Regions from separate parts of the Homo sapiens genome. Here region 2 is linked to region 1. A link is a contact called in ENCODE Hi-C data. All regions are on one chromosome and are shown on one strand. The core of a region is the stretch at or near the end of the contact, and the rest is flanking DNA. Distances in the headings are between cores, read along the strand shown.

Evidence for each region. A loop is a pair of places that touch in the nucleus more often than their neighbours do.
Region 2: a map of PC-3 shows a loop between it and region 1 (7-fold over the local background). The contact joins the enhancer-like site here to the promoter of LINC02758 in region 1. A Hi-C loop is called at or near these places in 1 of 168 maps with a recorded cell type or tissue (PC-3).

The regions. Positions count from the first base shown.
Region 1 is chr11:28,536,829-28,540,523 of GRCh38, reverse strand. LINC02758 (long intergenic non-protein coding RNA 2758) reads right to left here and starts at 1,577. Exons shown (of 8, transcript XR_002957243.2): 1 at 738-1,577.
Region 2 is chr11:28,617,819-28,621,778 of GRCh38, reverse strand. All of the region lies in intron 4 of LINC02758 (long intergenic non-protein coding RNA 2758), which reads right to left. Among named protein-coding and RNA genes, the nearest start is that of LINC02758, 81 kb to the right of the region's middle. Within about 2 kb of position 1,463, at least 3 of the 41 ENCODE cell types and tissues checked have a DNase peak (open chromatin) inside an H3K27ac peak, as active enhancers do; they include PC-3, where a contact is called at or near this core.

The DNA.
Region 1 (3,695 bases), core at 328-2,827:
GTTGTCTTGAATATAAAATATATTCAATATTTATCCCCAAAATAAAAAGATTATGATGGTGAGAAGACTATTGTGATGAACCTTTCATTTCCTATTCTCTAGTCCTGCTGCTCTTGTAAGCCTCAGATTTCTTATCCTTCCACATGGAGAAAGTTTGATTTCTAGCTTTCTAATTAATTATGCCCTTCCATTATGGGCAATAGAGTCAGCAGCATATGCAGATATCCCCCGAGATCTCTTTCCCCTTGTCCCCTGCTATGGTGCCTGAAATGTATATGTTAGAGTCAATCACTCAGTTATGATGGCTAGAACCAACATCACACAGATCATATTTCTGTGAATTACCAGGATGTAATAAAATTGAAAATTAATAACAAATGATTTTTAGATAAAAGATAAATATCACTAACTTATTCTTTGGTAAAGGAAAAATCCTGACAGAAATTTTTAAAAACAATTTGAGCAGAACTCAATGAAAGTACTATATGCAAAAATCTGTGAAATGTAGCTAGAGCAGTACATAGAATAAAATGTATAGCTCTGAATACATTAATTGGGAAACAAGAAATATGACAGAAAGAAAACAACCACGATGTTGAAAGAGACAGTCTGTGGTAATGATAGGGGGTAACAGTAAGTGAATAAGGCTGTATAATAGACATGTATGACTGTCCCATAAATCAAGTGAACAGTATGGAAAGTAGCTGAGTGTGAACCATCTTACTCATAAGGCCTACCTGCCAAGTTAAAGTGTCCTTCAGCAAGAGGCTGTGGGGTGTATTTCAGAAAGCACAGCTGGGGAGGGTCAGATTATATCGTAGCATAACAAATATCCCCAATCAAGAACTAGTGCAGTGAGAAGGACCTTGTAGAGCTTCTGAAGAACATAAATAAGCAATTGAGAAAGAGGAAATAAGTATAAAAATAACAGAGATTTTCTTAGCATCATGAAAAAACTATAAACCACTCAACAACCATATTGAATTGTATTTTTAAAAATCTAGATGAAATTAATAAATTTCTTGAAAAACATACAAAAAGTCAAAATAAGCATAAAAAGAAATAGAACCCATGAATATGCCAAATCATCAAAAAAAAGATAGTAAAAACTTCCTTCTCTACCAATTCTCCCACTACTACCTAAGACATTTTAGGCCTGGATAGTTGCATGGGGTGAGTGTAACAAACAATATAAAAACAGATAACCACCATATGTTGTTCCAGAAAATGTAAAAGCAATAAAAGTTAGCTAACTCATTTTAAAAGCCAGTTTCACCCCTATATTAAAACCAGAGAAGTTCATAATAAGGACAAAAATGTAAGCCAATTTTACTTATATAATAGATACAAAAAAAAACCCCTGGGAAAACTAACCAAATTTAATAGCATACTTAAAAAATTATGACAAGATTTATTTTAGAAACTCCTGGATGGCTCAGTATCAAACAAACAATGTAATTTACTACATTAGCACTACGGAAGACAGTTCATATGGTCACTTTAAGAGATGCAGAAAAAGTGCTTGATAAAATTAATACATTTTGTTTTTTAAAAAATTCGTAGAAACAAGAAATAGAAAGAAACTATTAATTTTATTTAAACAATAATAAGGATAATAATAGCCTACCAAGAACCTAGGGCAAAACCATAATGATAAATTCTTAAATGTATATTTTTTAAAGTTAGGAAGAAGAAAAAGATGTGTGCTATCATTTCAGTTGTTTGACATGATACCAGAGGTACTGACCAATACAATAAGATGACAGGGAGGGAGGGAGGGAGAGAGAGAGAGAGAAAGAAAGAGAGAGAGAGAAGGAGAGAAACAGAGATAGAGATGGAAGGAGAAAGAGAGAGAGAAAGATAAACATATTGGAAAGGAAGACACAATGTTGTTACTATTTTTTATTTATTTTTATTTTTACTTACTTATTTTTTTGAGCCAGGGCTTCACTCTGTTGCCCAGGCTGGAGTGCAGTGGCACCATCTCGGCTCACTTCAACCTCTGCCTCCCCTGTTCAAACGATTCTCCTGCCTTAGCCTCCCATGTAGCTGGGATTACAGGCGTGCACCACTATGCTTGGCAGCTAATTTTTGTATTTTTAGTAGAGACAGGGTTTCACCATGTTGGCCAGGCTGGTCTCAAACTCCTGGCCTCAAGTGATCCACCTGCCTCTGTCTCCCAAAGTGCTGGGATTACAGGTGCGAGCCACCATGCCCAACCACATGAGCCACCGCGCCCGACCTATTTGAAAAAAACAGAACAAATAGTACATTTCCATGAGGGGCAGGGAGACAACAAGAAAATCCATAGTAAACCATTAGAATTCATAAGATTTGACCAAAGTAGCCAGAGACAAGATCAGTTCCCCAAAATGAGTAGCATCTGTCTTATCAGTGATAACCAGTAAATAACATGGCAATGAAAAAACAAACACATGTAGGAATTAATCTAATAGAAGTGACCAAGACCTTTATGGAGAAAAATTTTAAATGTTTTAAAATGACTCATCTCTCTCCCCATAAAACTTGAATAAACAAAGAAATATACTTCATTCTTGGAGGAGATAACAGCACTGTAAACTTGTTAACTTTAAACCAAATGACTATATAAATTTAATGTAGTTCCAATCTAAACAACACTGAGGACTTCAACAAGTTTATCCTAAGATTTTTTAATAAAAAATAAACATCCATTAATAAAACAATAATTAATAAATCACAGTAATCAATAGTGTGGTTGTGATACAGAGTCAACAAGTAGATGAATGAAACATGGTAGAAAACTTAGAAACGGATTCATTTGTGTGAGACCCTACCCTATGGTAGAGATGGCATCAAAGATCACTGACTGATGCATGAATTATTTAGATAATGATGTCAATAAAAAATGTTATATTTCCCACTTCGTATTATACATCAAAATTCAACACCAAATGGATTAAATGCCTAAATGGGAAAGGAAAAATTATAAAAAGATAAAAACTGAGGTAGAAAATTATTTTTGGTACTTTGACGATAAGAAAAATTTTCTTAATTTAAAAAGATTCAAAAATCAAAAGCCATGAGCAGAAAAATTAATGAATTTTCATAAAAATTAAAGATATCTGTTTAATGAACATCATTGTCAAAGTTAACAGATGAGTGGCAGACTGGGACAAGATATTTGCAATATCAAAATCTGACAAGAATTTAACATCTGAAGTATACGACAAACTCCATAGAACCCACCAAAAAAAGAGGACAAAAAACACAATGCTTACATGGTCAAAATTTAAACTTGCACAATTTGTATGTGATTCAGAGTTAAGGTAAGTGAACAGGCATTCAGTCTCTATAGCACTCAGAAGAATCCTGAATAAAGCAATAATTACATACCAATTTATACCCACAAGATTGAAAAAATTTGGAATGATGGATATGTAAAGTGTTGCTGAGAATGTCGCAAATCAGGAATTACTGATCTGCTACAGGGAGGGTAAACTGGTATATCCACTATGAAGAACAATGTGTACAGTCTAGCATTCCAGTTCCTGAGTATATAAGCCAAAGAAATTTGCACAAAATTCACAAAAGATCATGTCCAAATGGGATAGCAAATATGATCCTACCCTATATCCAGAGTGAGGAAACTGACATTTTTGAACAGTCCTAATGACCATCATCATTCACCTTTGTGAACTATGGTCACAAATACT
Region 2 (3,960 bases), core at 214-2,713, 81 kb before region 1:
ACAACAAGAAGAGAAGGGAGGTGGGGAGGAATGGGTCCTTTTGGAGGCTGATCTTGTCCCAGATCTGAGTAACTCCAGCCTTTCCTTACAAGTCTGTCCAAAGAGTGCCCTTTGCTGCATCCCTACCCTAAACCCATCACCTCAATTAAACCTTCCCTAACTCTCCAACATACAGCAATCTCTCTGGCTCTCCTACTAACCACCATACCACTTACTGACCATACATCCATTGGTACTAAGTACTGACCACTTTGCCACAAACTGCTGTGACTGAGTTGTCATGCATTTTCTTATTTAACAATAGAAGCAAGCCTTCACTTTCCTCCCCAACCAGATTGAAAGGTCAGGGATTATATTGTGTACTTCTGTATATGCCCTTTATACTTTTGCAGCATTAAGCACAGTGCTGTTTGTGATTAAGATATCAAGAATCAGGGCCAGGCATGGTGGCTCCTGCCTGTAATCTCAATGTTTTGGGAGGCCGAGGTGGGCAAATTACTTGAGGTGAGGAGTTAGAGACCAGCCTGGGCAACATAGTGAGACCCCATCTCTTTCAAAAAAGTTTTTTAATCACTGGGTGTGGAGCCACACACCTGTAGTCCTATTTACTCAGGAGGCTGAGGCAGGAGGATCTCTGGAGCCCAGAAGTTCAAGGCTACAGGGAACTGTGATCGTGCCACTACATTCCAGAAGAGGTGACAGAGAGAGATCTTGTCTCAAAAAAAAAAAAAAGAGAGAATCAATCAACAGATGAATAAATAGATCAAGTCTGGCTCATTCATGGAAAGACTCAGTGTAAAGGAATCTACTAAATAGACACAGGTAAGGCTTCCTACAGGAATCAACTTCTCCTGACCCGAAAACCCCAGAGTATCAGTGGCAGATCTTCACTTTACCCTCAACCAAATGACATTTGATAGACAGGATCAGGTGCTGGAAAATATGAGCCTCCATGGATCCTGTATCATACACTATCTATCTATGTCCTCTTATGTCTACATTTAGCTCATAATCTGCAATGCTATCCCCAGAGCTCCTAGGGTTATGTTTAGTACCACGGCTACTAGTCCCTATTAGGTTTAAATGGGATTGAGATGTAGGTTAAGTTGTAGTGAAGTGTCTGTTGTTTCAGAGAAAGAGTTTGGCCTCTGTGCATTTGACAAGTACGAGTGCACCCCCTTTCCTGTGATACGGGAATCAATGTAGAATATTCACAGCTACTACCACATTCAAGGAAAGATATTATAAGCCCTTAGGGCTTCAAGAACAATCAAGATATAAGTCTCCACTCTCAAAAGAGATTGCAGTCTAGAACTTGTGGTCAGCAAAGTGTCAGTTCACCAAAGAGTAGGAGTTCGGAAAAGGGAGTAAACATGTCAAAGGAAAAGGAACTTGAGTTGAGCACCAGTGTATACATGGGATTTAGTCAGTGAAAGAGGTTAGTTAGTGTGAGGTCATTCTAGGCTAAGGAAACTAAGAAAGCCACGTATAAAGGCAGGAATGTGCCAAACTCTTTAAGAAACAGTGTGAAAATCAATCATTTGCAAAACAGGTAAGTAAATGGATGGTTATTCACATAACAAGACTCACAGTAGCAGTCTCTTTAACAAAATTTGAAACCTATTACTACAGTCGTTTTAGAGGGTTGTTAGAAATCTACAGTTGTTTTAGGGAATTATTGGAAATCGGCACTGCATCTTTTAGGATTGCAGTATGAAGCTGCTTGTGAGGCTGCATTCATTGCTGAGAGCTGGAACAGTGCTTCTCGAATCTTAATACAAATATGAGTCATCCAGGGATTGTGTTAACATGCAAATTCTGATTCAATAGATAAGGGAGGTAGGTCCTGAAATTCTATATTTCTAACTAGCTCCTGACTGACATGGATGCTACTGGCCCATGAACCACACTTTTAGCAGCAAAGTGCTAGAACATCTTTCACTTTGTTGAAGAAATTCCTATCTATCATTACAGATATTTCATTAAACATTGTAGATGAGAGAATCCTTGGAAGAAAAGATTATATGTTGCAAAATGTATAAAAGAATAACGGTAATTAACTTTATCCCCTATATTGGTTCATACAGGGGCTGCTCACCATCAAATGTGTATTTCAGTCAGCACAACAATGTAGGACTTGTATGGCCTATAATAGGGATCACCAATCTACTGCCTATGGGCTAAATCCAGGCCCCCACTTGTTTTTATAAATAAAGCTTTATTGGAATACAGATACACCCATTCATTTACACATTGTCTATGGCAACCTTTATGCTACAATGTCAGAGTTAATTCATTGCCACAGAGACCACATGGCTCTCAAAATCTAAATTATTTGCTATCTGGCCCTTTTTTCTGTAACGTTTGCTGACTCCTGGGCCTGTAAGATTGAGGACATGATTTCTGAATGTCTTACTAGCTATGAATTTACACACTTAGCTGCCCTTTAAGTTTTCTGCCCTGAAACCCAAATGTTCACTTTCTGCCCTGAAATCCAAATGTCTAAGACAGTGTTTAGAAGAAATATAAAGTCCCCCCAAATTATCTTGTCCAGAAAATCCCTACATCATCTGACTAGTTGGAGAGATCATAGGAGATCTGAACCAAGAGGGCTTATATAAAACTCTTGGCAAATGCAAAACACTTTCAGCACATTTATATCCTTGGTGTTAGGTGTGATCTGTGAACGAATGGTGTGCTGGTTCAGGAGTAAATTCAAGCAAAGGCAACGTTAAACTGCAGGTATGTGGTTGTTTTCACCCATCCTGGAACCCAGATTAGAGTTTGGGGTCTGACCCATCTTACTTGATAAAAAGCTAATCCTTCTGGGAATCCTTGTTTCAGTGTCTATTCCAATCTTGTCATAGAATTATGAGAGCTTCAAAAACACAGGAAGTAAATCTCTGCTAACTACCTGGGGAATTTAAACTGTCCCAGAAAAGAGGCATTTTCCTGGATACTCTTCTAACCTGTTCCATTGGGCCTGGATTGGTAGATCATGAAGATCAAAAGGAAATTAGGAAGGATGCATGTGAAGGAGTGACAAGGGCAAAAGTAACGTGCCCTTAAAAGTTTGACATGAGGAAAGTAGAGGCCTCCTGAGAATTAAACTATAAAATCACCAGAAATGAATCATACTAAAAATATGAGAAGTCATGTTAAAGATTCAGAAAAGCACTTCCAGGCCTGTAAGACTTGACATTAATCCAGATGAAATTATTTGCGCATTTAAAGGGGGGAAAATGTGCCTGGCAACAGAAAAACTGCTCAGCAACAGAAGCCTGGAGTGGAGATGAAGATTTGAGAGTTAATATTTGTGGTACCCTTCTTTGCCCAGACCAGAGAAGAGGATGCTCAGGACTTGCCTCTTTGGGGATTTCGTCCTTCCTTTCTCCCTAACCTCTCTCCTTCTCTCCCCTCTCTAAAACTCCTCTTTCCCTTTCACCCATTCCCCTCTCTCCACCCCACTTTCTCTCTCTCATCTTCCCTTTTTCCTTTCCACAAATATGTATATAATATATATATTCCACATTAGGCCCTGTGCTGTACAGTCTGGGAATATAATATGGAAAAAAAATGGACATGATCTCCACTCTCAGGCAGCTCAGAAATCTAGTGGAGGAAGCAGGCATTAATCAAATAATGGTACATAGAAATGCATAATTGCTCTAAGTAATGCATGAGGTAAATGCTATAAAGCAGTAGCACAATGCAACCTTAGGGTCTTTGGGCTTGCTATTTCTCTTATCTAGAATCTGCTTTTCCTAGATACCCTTAAGGCTATCTCCTTACTTCCTTCAGGCCTCTGCTCAAACATCATTTATCAGTGGAACCTTCCCTGATAACCCTGTATGTAAAACAGCAACTTCCTCCTTCCTCACATCTCTTGTGCCATTTATATTTTCTCCAACATATTTATTACTTTCAGATATTACATATATGTATATATTTTATATTTTC